Regions from separate parts of the Homo sapiens genome. Here all the other regions are linked to region 1. Evidence: chromatin loops called from intact Hi-C (ENCODE). Cell type or tissue: MCF 10A. All regions are shown on one strand.

Evidence for each region. A loop is a pair of places that touch in the nucleus more often than their neighbours do. Peaks named below come from ENCODE experiments on the same cell type or tissue, not always from the same donor. Only the 100,000 strongest peaks of a DNase experiment are listed, where the experiment ranks them.
Region 2: a loop joins it to region 1, with 2.0 times the contacts of the local background. A loop is called at or near these places in 15 of 110 quality-filtered maps.
Region 3: it touches region 1 in a loop (16-fold over the local background); 60 of 110 quality-filtered maps call a loop at or near these places.

What each region holds. Positions count from the first base shown.
Region 1 is chr14:58,635,887-58,643,886 of GRCh38, reverse strand. It overlaps DACT1 (dishevelled binding antagonist of beta catenin 1), which reads right to left and starts at 5,925. Exons shown (of 4, transcript NM_001079520.2): 1 at 5,340-5,925; 2 at 3,019-3,151; 3 at 2,140-2,295. The coding sequence starts at 5,684. RefSeq lists a silencer at 5,425-6,134. In MCF 10A, a CTCF peak has its summit at 3,814 (motif pointing left); a DNase peak (open chromatin) is centred at 3,776.
Region 2 is chr14:58,810,310-58,818,309 of GRCh38, reverse strand. No RefSeq gene overlaps it. Among named protein-coding and RNA genes, the nearest start is that of LINC01500, 14 kb to the left of the region's middle. In MCF 10A, no CTCF peak of the experiment used is centred here; no DNase peak of the experiment used is centred here.
Region 3 is chr14:58,497,920-58,505,919 of GRCh38, reverse strand. KIAA0586 reads right to left here. Exons shown (of 31, transcript NM_001329943.3): 27 at 6,960-7,137. Among named protein-coding and RNA genes, the nearest start is that of KIAA0586, 74 kb to the right of the region's middle. RefSeq lists a silencer at 4,375-4,669. In MCF 10A, a CTCF peak has its summit at 4,526 (motif pointing left); no DNase peak of the experiment used is centred here.

The DNA of each region.
Region 1 (8,000 bases):
CCCCAATAAAGAGCTTGTTCTAAAAGGAAACCTCTCTAGCTAACATCCTTCCCCATCCTTCCTCTCCCAGCAACGTAAGCCCTATCTTTGCCTTACTTAAAGCCACACTGACAAACACTTCACTATTCATCCCTTTTCCCTCTTTAGAGTTGAACAAAACAGATATCCTAGCCCCCAAGGCCTGGTGCAACTGTCTCAATTATGTGAGGAAGTGGCATTTGGAAGAGCACGGGTCTGTCTTGAAGGAAAACCTAAACCAAAGTGCCTTTAATGGGTTTATAAAGTTTCCCTCTGAAACCAGATCTGTGGAATGAAGGGGAGCAATTACCAATGAACTTGAGGCCCAGACCCTCTAGATAACACAGTTCTGTGCTTCCTCAAATGATTGCTGCTGACAACACACAGATATGAAGACACCAGCCAATTAGCTCCCTCAGCTGCTCAGTGTTGTTTGCCTTGCCTGGACTCAAAAATTCAGGCTTATACCCAAGTGGAGAACACAGACAAACCAGGAGTGTGATGACTTGTGCCCAGGACCCAGAGCAATTCTAATCTTCATATTTTCTCTACTCTTATAAGAATTCACAATGTAACAGGACTAAGGAAGGAGTCTTGAGTTCCAGCAGCAACCCTGCCATTCAGCAGATGGAGAACCTCTGACAATTAGCTTATAAGCCAAAATTCCTCTTCTGTTAGATGAGAAGGTTGAAAACAACAATTTCTGAATTCCCTTGGGATGATGAAAAACGTGGACCTGGCAGTTAGGCCTGAGCTTAACTTCTGCCTCTGCCACTCACCATCTATAGAGCCTTAAATAACATATGTAACCTTACTAGGACTCATTTTTTTAATACATAAAATGGAGCTAACAAGACCTGTACTGTGCACGACTATTGGGAGGATTCATTGGAGATAAATACATACAGAGCATCCAGTAGTGTGTGACACATACTGGAAATGCAGAAACTCTTCTAGTACAATAGCATGATTCCTTCTGGGGGTCATTGCAAAGATATCCCAAAATAAGGAATAATGGCATGTGGGCACCCACTTAAAAGAAAAAACAAGCTGCCATCATGCAGAACATTCTGGAGAACATGAAAGGGCCATTGCTCCCTGAAGTGCCAACCAGTTCTTGGCCAGGCTGATGGACATATTTAACTTAATGTGAGTGTTAGACTGATTGATTGATTGAGATGGAGCCTCACTCTGTTGCCCAGGCTGGAGTGCAGTGGCACAATCTCGGCTCACTGCAACCTCCGCCTCTGGGGTTCAAGTGATTCTATTGCCTCAGCCTCTCAAGTAGCTGGGATTACAGGCACATGCTGCCACACCCGGCCGATTTTTGTGTTTTTAGTAGAGACAGGGTTTCATCATGTTGCCCAGGCTGGTCTTTTGTTTTTTGTTTTTTTTTTCTCTCTGCCGCCCAGGCTGGAGTACAGTGGTCCAATCTCGGCTCACTATGACCTCTACCTCCTGGGTTCAAGCAATTCTCCCTCAGCCTCCCGAGTAGCTGGGACTATAGGCATGTGCCACCATGCCCGGCTAATTTTTGTATTTTTAGTAGAGATGGGGTTTCACCATGTTGGCCAGGCTGGTCTTGAACTCCTGACCTCAAGTGATCCACCCACCTTGGCCTCCCAAAGTGCTAGGATTATAGTCATGAGCCACTGCACCGGGCCAACCCAGGCTGGTCTTGAACTCCTGACCTCAGGTGATCCAGCTGCCTAAGCCTCCCAAAGTGCTGGGATTACAGGTGTGAGCCACTGCACCTGGCTGAGTTTTAGCTTTACATAATTAAAAGAAGAAAACAGTTCCAAAATGAAAGAAAATACAGACAACCTAACAGCAAAGGCTCAGAAACAGAGCTCAAGACCTACAATATTGGGACAGGATTTCTAGAGATAAAGTGTCTTGCTGCTATCAAAATATATAACCAAGTAGCACCCAAAGGGTACTGGAATAGTTCTAGATACTCACCTAGATGAAACTGAGTTCTAGATGTAAGTATGGCACTAAATGCCGCAAAGTGATGAACCTTCATTTTTCCACCAGTGAAAGGTGCTGGAGCCAAATAACCTTTTAAGGGCCCTTGATGCCTTCCAATTAAAAATTTCTATCAGTGCTAAAAATTCTTACCTGCAGATTTGGGGCAACCATCTGAGAGACTCAAGGTCGCCTCCAAGGGGCTGCAAAAGCAGGTGCTGGAATGACAACTGGATAAACACTCACTGAACACCGAGTTAGAGGAATTGGAAAGGGATCCTGAAGCCCCATCACTCAGCTCATAAAACCCTACAAATAAAAACACCGTTGGAATTAACATCATGTCAAGAAATAATGCATATTCACGCTTAACAGGAAAATGAATAATCATTTAGGAAAAGGAGATTTTTTGTTTGTTTTTTGGCCAATTTTGATTCATTGGACTTTGGTGTCCTAATCTTATGGTCTTATTTCAAACAATCCTTAGGAAAAGGCAAAGAGCCCATAACTAGGGGTACATTTCAGAGTTACCCTCACCCTCAAATTGACCTTATTCCTTGACCCCGCCTTTGAACATGTCCAAGGAAAGAAACTTAGATCTGTCAAGCCTCATCTTTATCATGATTGTTTCAGAACAATAATAAGAGAAAAATCTAAGGAGCCCAAATGGTTTAAAAGAAAAAAAAAAAAAACTTTTGAAGTGGTCTCAGGAAGTTGAAGTGTGACTAATTTTCTAGCCCAGTTCTGACTTACTCAAGTTTCAAAGGAGGGCACCTCTTGCAGAAATTTGAATAGCTTTTATTTTTAAACTTGGGGGACTCCAATCACATTGATCTCATTACTAAAAATTTTGTTGTCTGAGTTTATTTCCCTCTTATTCCGATAAAACTGAATGGCAGACTTCTTTTTTGTTTATCCTCTCTGCACTGGAAACAAACTCCATTGCCATTTGCAGGTCTGGGAATGTTAACCACAAGGGGCTGAGATACAACTCAAGAGTGCAGAATTCTGTCCTTGTGCTCAATCACTCACCTGAGCTAGGCCGACTGTCTGTCTCCAGGTGCTCTTCAGATGTCTTTTCTACATCCAGTCTCAGGTCACTTATCTGCTTGTCAAGCTCTTGCAACTGATTCAACAAACCAGCATCTCTTCGCCTCAAACAGTTCTGATTAGGAAGAAACAAAGGAAACATGAACATACAGGGGTGACAAAAGAACCAGAAAGTCTACTCTAAGGATTCAAATTACCCATCTGAAGAGTTCACTAAACTTAGAAAACCAAAATTTTACTGGATGACCTGAAGTAACGAAAAACTTCGAGAATTCAAGAATATGTCCTATGTTTAATTCCACTTTCTCACATTTTGTGGTGATATAAAGTTTCTTCATAAAAACAAGACTTGTTTTTAGTTTCAACTAATATATACAAACTGACTTTTCATAGATAGGGACAAGAAAAATGGACTGAGACTTTAAATCATCTGGTGTATAACCAGTCTTTTAAAAAACAATACTTCACAGTAGACTCTTTAATTTGAAATGAGAGTAAGAGATTTCCTATAATACACTATAATCTTAGGTGAGATTTTCTGGCCAAATGTCTTGGCCTGCAGAGTTTTGTTTTCTATTAGTTGCTTTGTGGGGTTTAATCAGTCTTAGAGCCTTTGAAAGTGAGAAACTAATACTAATAGCCAGTGCCAAGTATAATGTGAGCTGGCAGAATCCAAAACCCTCATGGGAAGGCCCATCGAGATTTGAACGCCTCTGGGTTTCCAAAGGTGACAGATGGATTGTGCTAACTCACACTGCCACCTAGTGCTTCCTATTGCTGGAAAAACGGGAGAACTCAAAAAGCATCTGGTTCAAATCATGAATGCCAAGTCTACAAATGAAAATAGTACCATAAATACTGACTGGACTGGAATTCTCTTGACATACTGCTTTGCTCCCCTCAAGCGGACAATAGGAATGCGCCACTTACAATCTTGAGATTCATGCAGACAAAAAGGTGCAATTGCACAAAACAATAAAATGTAAAAGTCACCAGCCATAACCAGTGAGAACTGGCTCAAATGAATGTTACATAGGAATCTGGTCTGTGACCGAAGCAGCACAGTAAAATGCCAAAACAGAGATATTACACAAACCACAGTGTACATCCTTACAAAACACATGCATATGAATATCTACGCCTCTTGTCTTTTGACTTAAAAAGCTTGGAGACATAAATTGTATGTTTGTTTGCTACAATTAATTTCTTCAGGAAAAATGAACCTATCAAGTAAAAGCACTTTGGTGCTTAAAAACACACACACACACACAGAGAAAAGAAATGATCTGAAAAGAGATAATAGAAGAAAACACATGACAACTGCACAGCATCACCACTTTATTGTGGGAGGGCCACTACCTGGCATGTGTCTAGTTTAGATAGTATCACTTGGTCAGGTGAGGACGTTTGCTGTTTCCAAAACTACATTTTAAGGTCACTGAAAACAAAGCTGTCGCCATTATTCTGAGGCGGGGTCAAAAGCTGTTCATCAATACATTAAGCTACAAAGTTCTTTTTCTTCCCCATTAATGAAGACTGCATAGAAAGACTGAGACACTGACAGAAACCCAGTAAGATAAATGCTTACCGAGAGCAGGTTCTCTTTTCTCCCACCTCCACCACCAATCACAGCTGGCAGAACGTATAAAATATGAGAGGAGGGGACACAGTCTCCAGCCAAATTTCCATCATTTCCATCTAGTTTGAGCTGCCTTATACAAAGGGCTTCTATTTGAAATTAAGCACCAGCCTGGGTGAAAGCTGGCATGCTGGGGAGAGCTCTCGGAGAGGCACGGCTCCCTACAGGCGCTCCAGTGTAATCGTAAAACTCGGCCCTGGACAGTTAAGCACGCCACAAACCCCCTCCTTGGCTTTTGGCCCCTCTCGGCGGGAGGAGATAAAGTCAAGAAAACCTCCAAATAAAATGGTATTTTAAGTGGGAGTTTGCAAACCGCTGGGGAGAGGGCATATACTCATCTAACTAAGGAGACCGAACGTTAGAACTAGGCGACTCCAAGAATCCCGAAGGCAGAGGAGGAGGGAAGAGCGGCCACCCCCTTCCCGCAATCCGCGCGAGGTCGCCAGACACAAAGCGGGCACACGCCAGAAACGCGTGGGCGTCGGCAGCCCACACGCCGCGGGCACTCAGGAAGGGGATCAGGGAGGTATGGGGCGGTCGGGGGCGTCCCATAACAGCGAGCATCTCCCCAGCCAGAGTCAACCTCGCGCCCGCCCCAGGCCACCTGCCCGACCTCCAGCCCCTGGGCAGGAACAGCCGTGCTCCACCTTCGGGCACGACCTACCAATTGCTTTCTTAGCAGCAAGATGTTCTCCTCCAAGAACTTCTCCTCCAGGCGACTGCGCTGCGCCGCCTCCCCCAGTAGCTCCCCAGCGCGGGGCGCAGCGGCTCCCGCACCCCCGGCGCCGCGCAGGGCGCCCCTGACCAGCAGCTCTTGGCGCTGGCGCAGGTACTCCAGCTCCGCCAGCCCGGCCAGCGTGGCCTCCTGCCGCTCCCGGGTGCGCTGCCGCTCGGTGTCTGCCTCGCCCTTCTCCCGCCAGCGCCCCTCGGGCTCCGCCGTGCGCTGCTCGCCTCGGGCCGGCGCCGGAGGCTCCAGCTCCTTCGCCGTCCCGGCCGGACTCGGCTTCATGGCCCCCAGTCGGGCAGCGAGAGCCGTCACCGCAGCCGGGCCGCCCAGGCGGAGGAGCAGGGCGCTAGGGCTGCGGCCGCGGGTGGGCTCATGCCGCCCTGTGGCGGGGCGCGGCGCTGGCGGGGACGGTGGCTAGAAGCCCTCGAGTCCTGCGCGCGACCGCCGGCTGCTGCTGTCCCGGCCCGGGCAGCGCCGTCCGCTGTCGCCGCGCGTCCCTCGCCGCGGCCCGGCAGCTGATAACGCCCTGCCCGGCGCTACGTCACGCGCGGCGGCCCTGCAAACCCCCGCCTGGCGCCCGCCTCCCCGCGCCGGCCCCTCGGCTGCGACGCTTGCGCCCCCAGGCTTCCCCTCCTCTGTCAGGCGCGCCGCCCGGCCCCCAGAGCCGCCTCCTCCTCGCTCGGCCCTCCCCGCCCCTCCTCGCCCCTCCCCGCCTCCTCCCCCGCTCTCTTCGCGGGCCTCCTCGCCCCCTTTTCGGGTTTACTGCACCCGATTTTGCCCTCGCTCCTCATTGGCTCTTTCTCGTCGCCCAAAGCTCGGGGCGAGCGCCTGGAGCCCCAGCATCCTGTTACAGTCGGCCGCGCAGGCAGGGGCCGCGACGGGACGCGGCAGTTGGGCTCTCCGGAGAACTTTCTGAAACTCGACCAAGTTGCAGCACAGTCTTAACCCTTTCCCCACACGGCCACTCCTCATTTCCACTCACACCGAGTTAGGTTTCTTTCACTTCCCAAGCAAGGTATTGCAAGTGTATTCACAGACACTGTGGGGTTGGTTCCTTAACTCCACTTTGTAAAGGCAAGCAATACAGAGCACAATGCAGTGTTCTAAAACTTAAGTTTTGTTGTCGTTTTAATTTTTTAACGTCGGTCTTACGATGGACGGCATTTAAAATTAGGCAGGAGGATGTCGTTGTATAGCGAGAGGTTGCATCAATTCTTTTACAAGCCTACGATTTGAGTGCGCGCGCGTGCGCGCTTTGGTTTTTGTTTGAGCTTTTATTATTACTTAGTCTGCGTTTACAATAAGAGCTCTGACTCAGAAATCAGACTGTCTGGATTTGTATCCCAGTTTCACCCCTAAATAGCTGTGCGGGCAACTTACTCCCTTCTCTGTGTACGTTCCCCCCACTGTAAAAGGGAGCAGCTGCTATGGGAACCTGCTGTTGAAGAATTATAATAGTATGCAGCATATGCTATATATTGTGGGGGCTGTGCACTTACAACGTGGCTAGCACATAGATAGTAAAGGTGATATGAGTTGTAGCTTTTCTCCAGAGGGATTTATAAGTCTTCCCTCTTGAAGTATCATGTATTGGTCATCTCTGCTTGGAACACACTACTCCAGACCCCTATCCCACTGAAATTTCCGGTGGGATAGGGGTCTGAAAATTCCACTAGCTGGCTTATCTGTGGAAAAGTACCACATATATCTTTAAAAGCAGTACATCCAAGAACCTCGGAAATTCAATCCAGCAAGTCACAATTGCTGAAGTTCAGGCAAAGTGTTGTGTGAAAGAGTGCATCCTATATCATTATTTCAGACACTTGCACTTTTGCCCATCTGCTTACCCGTGCTAGGAATTCCTCTTCTTTCCTCCCCTCTCTGTGTGGTCTAACCACCCTTCCAACCTTTGAGCTCCAGTTAACTATATAAATATCTGATTCTGATCCCATGCTACCTGTATGGTTATTTATCTGGGTGTGCACACGCATATCTATCTACGTAGGTGTTTATGTGTATCTCTTCTCTCCATCTACATTATGAAAGCTTCCTGAAGGCAGGGACTGTTTTAATACCCTCTTAGTATCGCTGTATTCAGCACATTACCTTGCAAGCATTCACCTGACAATTGCTAGAGAGAGACTCGAGAATGTAGATTGGTTGTAAATTGTTTTTTCATTAGCATACTTTTAAACTTAATAGTACCCATTTAATCTCTACTACAAATAGAATTAAGTTGACATTTACCAAAAAACAAAAACAAAAGAACTCCCTTGCCACCTTTCACTTTCCTCCCCATTGCTGCCTCCCACAGACATGAAAGAACTACAAACTTGATTCATAATTAACAAGGTTGTATATTAGCTCTAAAAATGGAATTATGGTCAGGTGTTCATAAGCATACAAAATCGATTCTCTTCAGGTTATCTATTCTTTATGCCTGCTGTTGCCAAACACTACTTTATAATATAGGAACTAATTTTCCTCCCTAATTTTAGTAAGGCACGAAAGGATAGTGACTTATCCTGCTTGCCAAATGCCACTCACCCATGTCCTCTGTCATTGTTTCATTCTGCTCATTTCTAAACAAGCTTCTTG
Region 2 (8,000 bases), 170 kb before region 1:
ACAGAAGGCAGGCCCTAAATTCATGGCATTGAATAAGAGGAAAGAATTCAATGAATCAACTCCTTCTTTACAATGCTACAGACCACCATCCCAAGTTGGAAGAACCCATCCTGAGAGTTCTGAAAATTGTGGTTTTGGGGGTGAAGGTAGCAGGAGCTGAGAGCTGTCTTAGAAAAGAACTTAAACAACATTGAAGTGAGTGGAGATCAATGCCTTGAAAATCCTTTAGAATGAAATTCTGCCATCTTGTTATGATTTCTTAAATTATACATTCTCAGACAGTGAATATCCAAGATGTGGCCAGAGCTATTTAGAAACACTTCAGAGCATGTGAGCATAATTTCATACTACATTATAAGGAATTCTTACAAAATTACATGATTCATCTTCTGAACTCAAAGCCATTTTAAAACAGGAAAAGTGCTCTGAAACTGTAAAGCCCGATTATTTGGCTTTCTTGTAACAAAGGCTTCTGAAATTAAGAATATGCTTTAAGACTACATTCATTGGCCAAAATAGATAGTTTGCAATTTAAACAAGAGGAGTTTTGTCTCAAATGGCTGACTTGGCTAAGCATAACATTCTTTTCATCACTTTCTTTTCTACCCAGTGTTTTTCTATCTTAAGGACATTAATGTCTCCTAAATTTTCCTTCAGGTTTTCTTCCCAGGGAATCTACTTAAGAAATGTTAAATCCCAAAAGCTATTTCTTGAAAATAAACTTTTTTTTTTTTTTTTTTGAGACAGAGTCTTGCTCTGTCGCCCAGGCTGGAGTGCAGTGGCGCGATCTTGGCTCCTTGCAACCTCCACCTCCCAGGTTCAAGCGATTCCCCTGCCTCAGCCTCCTGAGTAACTGGGACTACAGGTGCAAGCTGCCACCATGCCCAGCTAAATTTTTAAAATATTTTAGTAGAGACAGGGTTTCACCATGTTGGCCGGGATGGTCTAGATCTCCTGACCTCGTGATCCGCCCGCCTTGGCCTCTCAAAGTGCTGAGATTACAGGCGTGAGCCACTGCGCCCCACCGAAAACAAACTTTTTTATTAGAAAACAGGCTATTGGAAAGCTGGTCCAATTTTAGACTTCATCTGTGTTATAAGGAAAAACTATTCTTATTCCTGCTTTAAGCTAAGATCAGGATGCAGCATTCACCTGGGAAATCCAGAAGCCCTCCTTAAGGAAATTAGCTCAGCCCTCCTGGCCAAGGACTCACAATACATGGAGGAAAGAACTAAGTATCCAAGATGGACCACATGTGTCAGACAAGGGCAAAGGTATATTATCCATTAATTCAGGAATATTCCAGTGGCACTCGGACTGCCCCAGGGATTGCCATCCTGTTTGGCTGAGCTCTGCAGTTCCAGAGGCATAGCAGGCCTCTGCTGGTGGCCCCTTGGCAGACAGGGCAGAGTGCTGTGGCCCCAAGTTGCTCTGGGCACTACGGTTCTCCTGCGGGGGAGGGGGCTCGCCGCCTCTGTGTTACACTTTGCTGGATGGGTCCCTAAACAGTATGTCACTGAGCCCTAATTTGTCACAGAACATAATGGCATGATTTTTACTTGCAGCTCTCTCTCTCCTCCAGGCCCAAACATGCTTCCAGGAGCTAAGCTATGATTCCAGTCTCATAACAGCCCTAGGGCTAGACTCAGTCTTTCTCTTTCCCTCTGACAAGTAAGGCTTTGATAGAAAAGTCCTTGCTCCCTAGGGGTATTTCTCACAAGATCTCCTTAGCCCCTGCAAACAGACAGGGCAACCCATTGCTGTGAATACAAGTAAGCCTCAGCTGAGGTCCTCACTACAGTAGGCGGCTACTCAAACATTCCCTTGGAGGTGATCTGACATTACCTATGAAATAAAATCATCTTAATTGGAGCAACAAACATGTCTCACGTGATAAAGAACAAAGAGATTTTGATTCAGGAGACAGAAGACCACCAGAGCAAGCAAATAGGGGAAGGCAAGGAGAACAGAAAAGGAAAAACCCAAAGAGGAAATATGGGGCAATGGGCTTGTGCTAGCACAGGGCTTCCCAGTGATGTAGCTGGCAAGGGTCAGAAGCAGCTTTTCATTCCTCGCAATGATACATTGATCACCACCAGTTAGACCAAGACCCAGCCTCCACTCCAAAGCACTTTGCACGAAGTGTGCATAAATGCTCTGTGACCTGCTTGTGACTGTAATCTAGGAAAGCCAGGAGAGGAGTAATGACAGGGTAAAGAAAATTCATTATGCTATTTACCCCCTCAGGCTCAAAGCTCCGGCTATTGGATTTCGCTGATCATAACAGGCTGTTGTGCGGTGTTGGGGATGGCTGCAGCCTGCCAACATTTGGACGTTTCTGTGGGTTTAATTATTCTCTAGTAATAACTTCTCCCTATTTCTATGAAGAACAGATGAGCAGCAATACTAGCCCAGGGTCCTGTGTACTATGCAGGAGACAGATACAGCTTTTTGCAAACACAGTTTATGAATGTCATATCTACATTTTGATGTACTCACTGTAAAGTTGTAATACCAATAATAACGGTCTTTCCATTACAGATATTTAAATAAATTCTTTCCATGTGAAGCAGAAGTAATTATTATCAATATTTGGGTGAACCAGAATGCTGGTGACAGCTCCAACAGCTGCATTCAGCCTTGGCTCAGTAACAAAACACAGAAAGTTCCCCAGTGAGAAACAAGGCAGGGTTTGATAAATTCCATTCAGCTCTTCAGTTACAGATTATTAAAAGATGAATTATAAAATTGGCACAATAATAGCCATGCACATTCTTTCTGGCCAGCATCATCCCCAAGGCTCTGATAATCACAGTGGAATCTTTAAATCAGAGGACAATTCAGGTCTAACTCAAACAGACAGTGTTTGTAAAGCTGCCATGCACCATTAGCACATGTACTTCCCTAAGCAATTGTTCGATTACTTATCACAGACAGCCACATGCGGTTGCTGATGGGACAAAGATAGCACAAGATGGCATAAGGGTCTGAGCATCACCTTTTTCTGGTCCATGGGACAGGACTCAGGAGATGGAGGCAGGCAGACAATGCTTTCAACATTTTTAAGCAGAGGCCTTGGACTGAGGACAGTGTCCTGCATGCTTTCCTCACCAGACAAAGGGTTTTGGCAGTATGTTCTTGTGGATTCTAAGTGGAATTCAGCAAAATATATGTAATCTATTAGGACACTGAGTATTTCCAGTACAATATACTAAATATCTGTTCCCTTTCAGATTGCCTGTATTAGAGTTCTCTGCAGAAACGAAACCAATCATATCTAATGTTATATGTATATATATCACACATACATATAGAACATATACATATATGTTCATATATATCATATACATATATTTAGAAAGAAAAAGAGAGACAAGTATATTTGTTTTAAGGAATTGTCTCATGAAATTCTGGGGGCTGGCAAGTCCAAAATCTGCAGAGCAGTCTGGTAGGCTAGCAATTCAATAAGAGTAGATGTTGTGGTCTGGAGTCTGAAATCTGCAGGCCAGGCCAGCGGTGAGGAGACTCACGCAGGGTTTCCGTAGGAGAACAATATAAAGATAGGTTCTCTTACCATCAGCCATAAAGTCCCAAAGTCTGGGCTGAGAAGTTGGACTGTGGTTTATTGGACATATCTGTAATAACTGGCCTTCAAAATTCAAAGAGAATTTCTGTCTGACCTCAGTTGTGACTATTTCCAAGTTGAGAAGCTGTGGTCTGAAAAAGTTAACTGGAGAGGTTGACTGTACTTTTTATAGAGAAAAAAAAGTTACCACATCCTAGAAAAATCTCCCCTTTTTTTCACCTAAAATGGTAAAGAGAACAAGAACAGAATTTTGATAAACACACAAAAAAATTATTGTAAGAGTCTTTGCACTCAAATCCTGGTTTGTTGCTATCACTGAAGAATAAGGATAGTATCCTTCTTATTCTCCACTTTATCCCAGTTCCTAGCAGAATCTTTGGCACATAGTAAATGCTCAATAAATATTTATTAAAAGAATGGGCTCCACAGATTGAAGGCATGGATAACATTTTAGTATATTCATCTAAAATTTAGGAAAATGAAATTCATTCCATTTGTCAATTACAGTTTAAGGAGATTATCTAGCAGGAGGCAGCTTTCTTGAAATAAGATTCCAGACAGAAATCCATCTGTCAACTAATGATACAGATATTAAGAACTAAGAAGTCTCTAAAAAAATTGCTAAGTCCAACCTCCTGCCTGTGTATCGAAGCAGCTGAAGTGCCATTATCTGCTTACACTGCAGGACAAGAGTCCTTCATCTCCTTCTGTTCTCCACCTTCAGAATCTGTTAGGAAAGCAGATCTTCTCACCATGAAGCAAACAGGCCCTCATACTGTTTAGACAATAAGACGTCCTGCTGGTCAAATTCTTCCCCCAGCATTCAAAATGTTTCTAGACATATACACTACTTTCTTGATGCAAGTCCATAGTTCATGTAATGCAAACAGTGGAGTTAAAATAAACAAAGTACAGTTGAAAACTCAATCACTTGAATAATCATTCTTTTTAAATTCTTAATAATTAGACCAGAATTGAGCTGAGGCTTATATCTTTAACATCTATGGCAAAAGAAGCTGTTTAAGCAAATATCTATTATAAATAAGCATATGTATTATATTAAGGTTATAACAGGCCATATTAATCCTACTTGTGAGAACTAAATTTTTAAATACTTTTATAGTGATTAGTGGTTATTTGCACATAAAAGGATTTAGGCTTTTAAAAAATGAGTCATGTATTTATTAAAGCATAACTAACTCAATTTCTTCATCAATGCTTCGTTGTATTCTTCTAATGTTGTTTCCTTTAATGATGTACTAAAAAAAAAAAAAAAAAAAAGCTGGCTGGGTGCAGTGGCTTACTCTGTAATCCCAACACTTTGGGAGGCTGAGGCAGGCAGATCACAAGGTTAGGAGCTCGAGACCCTCCTGGCCAACATGGTGAAAGCCTGTCTCTACTAAAATACAAAAAATTAGCCGGGCGTGATGGGGCGCGCCTGTAGTCCCAGCTACTCGGGAGGCTGAGGCAGGGGAATCGCTTGAACCCTGGAGGCGGAGATTGCAGTGAGCCAAGATCGCGCCACTGCACACTGCACTCCAGCCTGGTGACAGAGTGAGAGTCCATCTCAAAAAAAAAAGCTAATGTAGTTAGTTTTAAAATATTCTATGATATTTCACTTTTATAGTAGTTTAACTTCATCTAAATTTGTGAGGTTTTGGAAATGTTGAAGAAAATGAACACAAACAATACCTCATAAATTAAAAATATGAGATCTAAAAAAAAAAATGTTGCCTCTAGCCCAAGGAAAAAAAAGAAAAATAGAATGCTTCCTCTACCAAAACATACAACCCTTCACAAGCATCTATTCATGTCCTTGTCCTTTAATGTGACCAACACTTCAGGGTGGAAATAGTTGACTGAGTGACACAATGGAGAGAAGGCAAAATAAAGAAAGTGTTTGGGTTTTTTGCTTATTATCGGTATTCTGACATTTGTCTAGTTTGTCAGCTGTTCACTTTATGGGATTTAAATCATAAATTACAAAATCATAGAAAAGAAAACATGAGCCAGACTGTGTCTCTGTCAGCAGGGACAGATGGGTTTCTATCTTGGTCTTAGATTCCCTAGAAAATATTTCCTATCATGTTATATAACACTTATTTTACATATACTTATTACACTTCTTCCCTGCAGAAACTCAAACTTCTACTACACTTCCAAAAATGTTTTTCTTTTTTGTAAGTTACACAGAAGACATCTGATCAGCCACCTCCAGAGTGACTCATTTCTAAATTCACACTCTCAATAAGTGTTTATTATGTCACCTGCTATCTGCCAAGCACTGAAGCATAGAAAGAAAATAAGGCAGCCCCCAGCCTAAGAAACTTACCTGTGAAGGAAACAGGCCTATAACAAATCAAGTGAATGCCACTTTATCAGGCATACAACAGAGGTGGCTACAAAGGAGGACCAGCCAACTCTCTCTGGGCACTGAGGAAGGCCATCTGGAAAAAAACGACAGCTCATCTGGCTCTCTGAAAGATGAGGAGATATTCTCTGAAGCGGATAGGAGAGAAAGGCATTCCAGACAAGAATGGCCTTGTGGAAGCATGGGGAGGAGAAAACAGTGTGAAAATGATGAGTTAGGTCATTATCATCAGCAAACAGTAGCATGAAGAAAGGGTAAATGCTGGAAAGGCAAACTGAAAACAAATCATGAAGGATGTTTTTTGCCCAGAATAATCCTGATTCTTACTGTTCAGGCCAATGGCTTTTAATAGAGAAAAATTGCTTTAAAAAGCTTCAATAGATAAAAACTATGCCCCTTCTTCCTAGAAAACATACATTTTACATAAAATATCCTCCCCAAACACACTCTCAGGCCTTCAGCCTCTCCACTACCCAAACACACTATCCTTTGTTACTTCATGTTCCTTGCATGTCCATCTGGAGCAGGATCCCCAAAGATTGGGACCCCCATTCAAACCTTGAAACAGAAAATTGAATATGAGCTGGAGAGTCCCAAGAGATTGGCTTCATAGCTCAGACTCCACTTTGTCCTCTTCTCCAGTCCAACTTCCCAGTGCAATCTGTTTTTCCCACATTTCCCTTTTGCTTCCTACAGCTATGACATGGAGAAGCCTTCAAATTTTGAAAGAACTTTTTCTTTGAAACCTGTTCTTCCTCCTTTCTTTCCAACTTTAGTTAGTAACGATCGCTACCACCAATGTTTGTGGTGTGTTGCAGAGTGTGATTGCTAACTTAAATATAACTAGTGGCCCATGACATTTTATCCAATTATCTCAGCCCATGATAGAAATTTAAACAGATACTTGTGTTCTCCTGAGGGAGTAACAAATCCTTGACATCCATATGCAAGTTAAAAAGTAGATATTCTCCATGGTTCTTGCCCCTGCTCAGCCTTATGCTGCTTCAAACATATCAAAGAAATCTCAAGAAAATGTGCTAGCTGAAGCCCTGAAGGCAGATAAGGCAAACTCATTCTTGGATTAAGTGTGGATATCTGTCAAAATAAACACTGCCCCTTCAGCGTACGAAAAGTCCATGTGCTACCAAGAGACTGGTTGCTCTTCTCAAGTGATAGTCTCTGTTTCTGGCAGTTGAACATGTGCTGTGGCAGTGTAGATCTGCTGTGGAAGTGGGAGTTCTTAATGTTAAGCTCATGCATAACCTCATCTCTACCACCGTGATGGCTCTATTCACCAGCCTTAGTCTTTAGTTCTTAAAAACTAATGTTCTTAGTGCTGAGATTGAGAAGCCCTGGGTCAGAGTAATACACTTGGCCTCTCATTTCCACAACTGTATAATAGGGTCTTTTAGTTTGTACATGTTGAGTGCTGTAAGTGCAATAACGTCCCTGTCCCCATGAAGGCTACACTCTTTAATGGGAGTAATAATATCATCTATTTCAGAGGGTTATGGAGCTTATAGGAGTTAATAAATGTTAGGCATTTATGCTGTGTACTTTCAAACAGTATATAGCATACAGTAAGGCACAATATAATTTAAGTTGTTCTTCTGAAGCAATTATGACAGCACCTATCACATAGTATATGCTCATTAAAATGCAATTGATATGACTATTAAACATAGATGAGTCAATATTAGTCAAAAGTTTGCTCCCTGAGTACCATTCATCTCCTGTGCCTGCTGTTTGTTCTCAACTTCCACTGAGGGCCTAGAGGTGTTCCATGGCTTCTGTCAGTTCACAGGGATGAGAAATCAGATCGAAAAATCAACTCAAGATGGATTAAAGACTTAACTGTAAGACCTGAAACTATAAAAATACTAGAAGAAAACCTAGGGAAAATTCTTCCAGACATTGGTCTAGGCAAAGAATTCATGACTAAAGCCTCAAAAGCATAGGCAACAAAAATTAAAATAGAAAGTTGAGGCTTACTTAAGCTAAAAAGCTTCTGCACAGCCAAAGAAATAATCAACAGAGTGAACA
Region 3 (8,000 bases), 140 kb after region 1:
AATATCTACATATAAATTTTTAAATTATATGGCAAAAAGATCATCAACAATGTCAATGAGCAAAATATAAATTTGGATAAAGATATTTACAATACAAATAGTAGAAAACATCTAAACTATAGAAACAGCTTTAAAACTAACAAGAAAAACTGAGAACCTCCCAGATGGGAAAAGAACTTTATAGGAGCACATACAAATGGCCAACAAACATATGAATGAAAAGACATATAAACTCACCAGGAGTCAGAAACATATCTTCATATTTCTACTGAGGTATGTAAAAAAACTAATCAACACAATTTCAGGAGGGGATGTAAGGAAAGGGCACTAATAAATTGCCGATAAAAATAAATTGGTTTAAACTTTCAAGAAAGCAACTTGGCATTATCTATTTCTAAACTAAAGATACATTTGCTCGTGTATAGAAGAGCTTCCCAGGAGTACATACACTGGAGTAAGGAGGAGTATATAAAACACAACAATCTGGTAGGATGTGTGTGTGGATACTTACTCTAGCATTGTTTATAGTGCAGGGACATGTTAATAAACATCCATCAATAGAGAAACAACTAAATAAATTATTGGAAATCAACACTATGAAGTTTTACGTAATCATTAAAATGAATAAATTTAAGTAATACCGGTTGACCTGGAATAATCTAAGGGTTTACTGGGTAAAACACAAAATGCAGGCAAGTGTGCAAGATATGATCTTAAGTTGTAAAATAATGGCAATCACACATACCATATATATTGTACATGCATGTGTGCATATAATTATATGTGTGAGGTAAAAAACAGGAAGGTTATATGCCAGAATCTTAACATGGGTTACTTGGGATAAGGCATACATGGGACAGGAAAAAAGTGGTGGTGGGGAGCACTCAAAAAGTGCGTAATAGCTTTCACATAATACACCATCCTATAATTTAACAGATATTTACTATGTTCTGTATACTATATAACCTGCTAGGTGACAGGGATATGAGAGTACACAAGATAAAGTCCGTACCCTCACATGAGATTAATATCAGTGTGATAAGAGCAACATTAGGCAGGTGACATTAGAGAATTATAGAGAGTACACATGACAGGTATTTAACCCAGTGATAAGGGTCAGGAAAGGATTCCCTGACAGCAATCATAACAGTGCTGAATTTGCTGTGTCTTCTAACAAGCAGGCTCATTGAGTGTGGGTGTCTTACCTGTATAATGCAAGTTAGACCTTTAAAAGAGGGATATTTAAAATATTATTTCATTCAAGTCAAATTTAATTTAATTAATCATAACTAGAAATCCCTAATTTTACTTTCCTAGAATTTTGTTATAGTGGAAAGCAACCATGGCAGACTTTTAGAGAAGACTAAGTTTGCCTAAAATTGCCAGTCCAGCAAGAGTTTTTGGTCCGGCATATCTAATGGATTTTTTTCATTTGTATGAAAGTCAAAGGCATCACAAATTCAGTATGTATAAACCCCATTCAATCTCTTTCCTCCTAATTCTGTCCTTCCTCCATATTCGCTCTCTCTCAGTGACTGAGATGACCATCTATCCAATAATTCTAGACAGAAACCTAGGGATTTCTTAGACTTTCTGCTTCTTTTGTACTGCTCACATTCAAATGAATTCCTGTCCATCTCCTTAATTCTCTCTCAAATCTCCCTTTTTATATATCCTCATTACTGAATAATGTCTCATCAGGTCAACTTTAATGGTTGTCTAATCAGGCTCCTTGCCTCCAGTCTTAACTCTTCCAATCTATCCATCACATTGCATCTCAGATGATCTTGCTAAATAAAAGGTAAATATGATCACATCACTCATTTACTTACAATCTTTAACAGACTGATGAATATCACACAACATTCAGAACTGACAGAAACTTAAGGCTGAATTGTTCATGGGAATAAGTATAAAGTAAAAAGTAAGACTGTTATTATTTCCCATTTTGTATACAAAGCGATCCTTACTGTACTCCTTAATAGATAATCCAGGGCTTTTCATGACCTGGTTTCTGCTCCCTGCTGCAATTTCACTGCATCTTAAGCTCTAATTCTTTGACAAAAACACTGCATTTCCACGATTAACCCTTGCTTTTTTTTTTTTTTTGCCTTTGTCCCCTGTCTCATTGCATATTCTGTCTGAAAGGTCCCTCCTCACTCACCACATGGCAAGCATTTATTCATCTTTGAGGAGTCACTTCAAGCAAGACTTCCCTCATCTATGAAGTCTTTCCTGAATCCCTTCAACTACAATTGACCTGTACCTCCATCCTATACGGGCTTCTTCACAATAACTACAGTAATTTATTGCATGTTTTTGCTTTCTTATCTACTATGTCTACTAGAGAAAAAAAATCATTGTGAACAGGGCCTTACCAAGTTTCATATTCCTAGCACCTAGCACATGCTCAGCACATAGCAGGCACTCAAAAATATCTTCTGAATAAGTAAATGAACAAACTGGAATATTCTTATCATAATTTACCATCTGGCTAATTCCCTTAAGATTCAATTTCACATTGGATCTTGCAGAAAACCTTTTCTAAGCCCTCACAAATGAGTTAAGTTCCTCCTCTGCACTCCCACAGCCGTCTGTGTTGTACTAGTCACACAATATTATAATTGTTATTTATTTCTCCCACACTAGTTAGTAAATATCTTGAGAGCAGATATCTATCATCTTTGAATCTTGAGTGCTTAATGTAGTACTTACATAGTTCTAGGTATACAGTGGGTATTCAATACAGGTTTTTTGAGTAAATAAAAAGCTGTAGTTGGTAGTATATCCCAGGGTCCACAAATAATTCACTCAAATTACAGCTTACATTTTAGGTTTCCCAAGACAACTCCTCAAAGCCAATTTTGCAACTTTCAGTTACTCAACCCAACCTGAGAGCCTCAGGAATGGAGACAGTGATAGAGGACTACAGAAAATAGGACACTTCCTGAAAATTAGCAGGGGTGGGGAGGGGCAAAGTAAGAAGAGATGACCCTCTGTAAGCAAAGTTATTAAAAATCAAGACGAAAAGCAATACCAATCACTAGCATATATAGTTGATTCTCATCTATGGACCACAGTTATAGTCTGTGGTCACCAGGAGAAAATCTTGAAACAAGAGGAACAAATTAGTTTTCTATAGGCAAAGTCCTTTTAGTCAACTGTTGATAGTTTCTGATTCTATTAAGTACATATAAGATAGTACTTTTCATACTCCAAGCATTATTAAAGAGAACAACACCATGTGCCAAGCACTGAGCTTAGTACTTTACATGCATTGTCAAATACATGTACCTAATAACCATAATGAGATAGACACTATTACCTCCAAGATAGCCCCCAGTGATCCCTGCCCTCCTGGTATCTACACCTTTTAAAAGTCACCTCTTAAGTTGTTCCATGATTGGTCTGTGTTATCAATGGAATATGACAGAAGTGATGGCATGTCACTTTGGAGATTAGGTTATAAAAGACATTATCAGCTGGGCGCAGTGGCTCACACGTGTAATCCCAGCACTTTGGGAGGCTGTGGCGGGTGGATCACTTGAGGTCAGAAGTTTGAGACCTGCCTGGCCAACATGGCAAAACCCCGTCTCTACAAAAACATACAAAAATCAGCCAGGCGAGGTGGCGGCGTGCATCTGTAGTCCCAGCTACTCAGGAGGCTGAGGTAGGAGAATCACTTGAACCCAGGAGGCAGAGGTTGCAGTGAGCTGAGATCGCACCACTGCACTCCAGCCTGGGCAACAGAGCGAGACTCTGTCTCAAAAGAAAAGAAAAAAAAAAAGACATTATGGTTTCCATCTTGATTGCTTACTTTCTCTTGGGAGATGTCTGCTACCACATCATTCACGGCCCTATGGACTGGTTAACATGGTGAGGAAGTGAAGCCTCTTGCTAAATCCATGTGAGTGAACTTGGAAAGTGGATCCTTCAACCCTAGTCAAGCCTTCAGATGACCTCAGTCCAAGCCATCACCTTGACTGCCACATCAGGAGAGATCCTGAAAACCACCCAGGTAAGCCACTACCGGATTTGTGACTTTCAGAGTTCTGTGAAATAATAAATGTTTGCTGCCTTCAGCTGTTAAATGTGGGGTAATTTCGTACATAGCAATATTATCCCCACTTGACACATAAAGAAATTTGGGTTCAGGAACATTAAGTTATTTGACCAAAGATACATAGAGCTGGAATTCAAACCCATTTCTGAAACTCTCAAAGCCTAAACTCTTAGCTATTCTGCTATACTGCCTTACATATGTGTTCAATCTTATGTTATACCATATTACTTATTTTTTCCAATTAAATACCTACAATGTACCTAAGATTAAAAATGCACTGTACTATAGGTAATCTGCTAGGGTTACCAGATATTTAAAAAGGACTGAAGAGGCTATCTCCTCAGGGAGTTTATTCTGTAACATTTCAACTAAGTACCTAGTTGCTCTCAGATACCTAGTAGCTCTTAAGTACCTAGCAGTTCAAGTGATCTGCGAGAGCCACCTAGTGTTAACTCTGTTTAACTGCATTCTGCAAATTTAGCTGGACATAAATGTAAGTCACATTTCATGCCATTTGAATCCTACAAATTTTAAAGAATGTAAAACATTTAATACTCTCATTATGTGTACAAAATGAGAAATAAGGCCAATCTTTACATTTATTCACATGGGAAATTCAGTCTCGGAATTCTCCCAATTCTGAATGATACAAGGTGTTCACTCAATATGAAACTAAATACTTCAGGCTTTTCCTTTTCTGATTTCTGGCAAATCTGCATGCCTCCAGAAGTTTCTTTTCACTTAAGAGAAAGAAACAATGGGCATTTAAAAATCAATAATAAGAATATAGCAGATCCTCATTTATTTGTAAATTACATATTTGCAAATTTATCTACTCGCTAAAACGTATTTATAACCCCCCAAATCAATACTTGCAGCACCTTTGTGGTCATTTGTGGACATGTACAGAGTGGTGAAAAACTTAAATTACCTAACATGCATTTTTCCAGTTGATGCTGAACAACGATACATTCCACCTTATTCCAGCTCTCATACTGTAAACAAGTGACCTTTTCACAGTATACGTAAAGCTGTTTTTCAGATTTCATCCCCTTTTTTTTGGTGATTTCACTGTTTAAAATGGCCCCTTAGTGCTGAAGTACTGTCTAGTGTTTCTTTTCTTTTTTTTTTTTTTGAGGCAGAGACTCGCTCTTGCTGCCCAGGCTGGAGTGCAGTGGCGTGATTTCGGCTCACTGCAACCTCTGCCCTCTGCCCTCTGAGCCTCCCGGGTTCAAGCAATTCTTCTGCCTCAGCTTCCCAAGTAGCTGAGATTACAGGCATCTGCCACTATGCCCGGCTAATTTTTGCATTTTTAGTAGAGATGAGGTTTCACCATGTTGGCCAGGCTGGTCTTAAACTCCTGACCTCAGGTGATCTGCCACCTTGGCCTCCCAAAGTGCTGGATTACAGGCGTGAGCCACTGCATCTGGCCTGTCTAGTGTTTCTAAGCACAAAAAGGCTCCGCTGTGTCTTATGGAGAAAATATACATGTTAGATAGGCTTCCTTCAGGCACAAGTTATACTGCTGGATAGTTCAATGGCTGTGAGTTCAATATTAATGAATCCAAAATATATATTAAATAAGACTTCTTTAAACAGAAACATAAATAAAACCAGATTATGTATTGATCAGTTGATAAAAATGTTATGACCAGAGGCTCACAGAAACCTAATCCTGTATTTCCCCTAGGAGTAATGGTTCAATACTTGTTAATATGTTTGTGGTGACCACAGAATATAACAATGGTCCATAGATGAGAGTCAACTATATATGCTAGTGATTGGTATTCTCTATTCTATCCTTATTTCCAGTGTGTCACAACAGAAAGTTTATTTAAATTCTAAAATAGTCCTGAATGCAGAGTGCTACTGAAATTCATATAGCATAAAGAATAAATGTCTACAGTATTATCTAATTTAACCTTGTCCTAAAGATCTGTTATGTCAATTTTCATGGATTCGTTATATTTTTCTAGTACATATTACAATAAATGCATCGGCTGGGCATGGTGGCTCATGCCTGTAATCCCAGCACTTTGGGAGGCCAAGGTGGGCAGATCACCTGAGGTCAGGAGTTCGAGACCAGCCTGGCCAACATAGTGAAACCCTGTCTCTAATAAAAATACAAAAATTAGCTGGGCATGGTGGCAGGCGCCTGTAATCCCAGCTACTCGGGAGGCTGAGGCAGGAGAATAGCTTGAACCCAGGAGGCAGGGGTTGCAGTGAGCCGAGATTGTGCCATTGCATTCCACCCTGGGCGACAAAGCAAGACTCCGTCTCCAAAAAAATAAAATAAAATAAAATAGGCTAGGCGCGGTGGCTCACACCTGTAATTCCAGCACTTTGGGAGGCCATGGAGGGCGGATCACGAGGTCAGGAGATCGAGACCATCCTGACTAACATGGTGAAACCCCATCTCTACTAAAAATACAAAAAATTAGCCAGGCGTGGTGGTGGGCTCCTGTAGTCCCAGCTGCTCGGGAGGCTGAGGCAGGAGAATGGGGTGAACTCGGGAGGCAGAGCTTGCAGTGGGCCGAGATTGTGTCACTGCACTCCAGCCTGAGTGACAGAGCAAGACTCCGTCTCTAAATAAATAAATAGAATGAAATAAAATAAAAGTATCACAGTTAAAAAGTTTTAAGTGTATGTATGTGTATTACCAAAATTAATTCACATACCACCCAAAGGTTCATGTACCAACACTGATATATGAATCACATTTGGGGAAACACTGCTATATATACTATAAAAAAAGTTATCACCAAACTTTCCAATTATTAAAATCCCTTTTAATAAAGAAATTTTGCAAGCCCCTATCTGAAAATAGGTATACTTTCCTCAACTCAGATTAGGGATACTACTATGACACATCAAGAAAAAATATTTTGGTGTCTACCTGAAACTGTGTCAAATTGCCGAGATAATGGTTTAGGATCACATTGTTGATCCAAAGACTGTGTATTAGTGACAGGTGGCTGCATATAGAGAGAATGTCCCATTAAGATGTTCTCTGCTGCCGCTGTTAGCTGGGGTCTTTGTCCTTCACTAAGTTCACCCACACTGTTTTCCAAGTCCTTTAAAAAGCAGAAACAATTGTTAAAACCATTATATTAAAATCAAGTCAAAACAGGAAATCTTTGCCAAATATCATGAACAATACCCTTTGACTCCTTGGAAGGTATTTTACAAACTGCCTTCTATGCCACATATACATTACATGCAAGAAAAGTTCAAGAAGTTAGTCTAATAAGCCTCGTGATAGGCTTTGTTTTCAATATAATAATTTCATATATTTTATGAAATTAACCAGTTTTTCAAGCACCAATTAAATAGCAATAAAATACATAAGAAAAATTATATTACAATTTAAAACACTCAATGGGGCCAGCACGGTGGCTCATGCCTATAATCCTAGCACTTTAGGAGGCCGAGGCAGGTGGATCACTTGAACTCAGGAGTTCAAGACCAGCCTAGGCAACATGGCGAAACCCTGTCTCGACAAAAAATACAAAAATTAGCTGGGCATCACAGCACACACCTGTAGTCCCATTTACTTAAGGGGCTGAGGCAGGAGGCTAGCTTGAACCCAGGAGGCAGAGGCTGCAGTGAGCGAGACTGCACGACTGTACTCCAGCATGGGTGATACAGTGAGACCCTGTGTCAAAAAAAACACAAAAAATCAGCTGGGCACGGTGGCTCATGCCTGTAATACCAGCACTTTGGGAGGCCGAGGCGGCGGATCACAAGGTCAGGAGATCAAGACCATCCAGGCCAACATGGTGAAACCCCGTCTGTACTAAAAATACAAAAAATTAGCTGGGCATGGTGGCAGGCACCTGTAGTCCCAGCTACTCGGGAGGCTGAGGCAGGAGAATGGTGTGAACCCGGGAGGTGGAGCTTGCAGTGAGCTGAGATTGCACCACTGCACTCCAGCCTG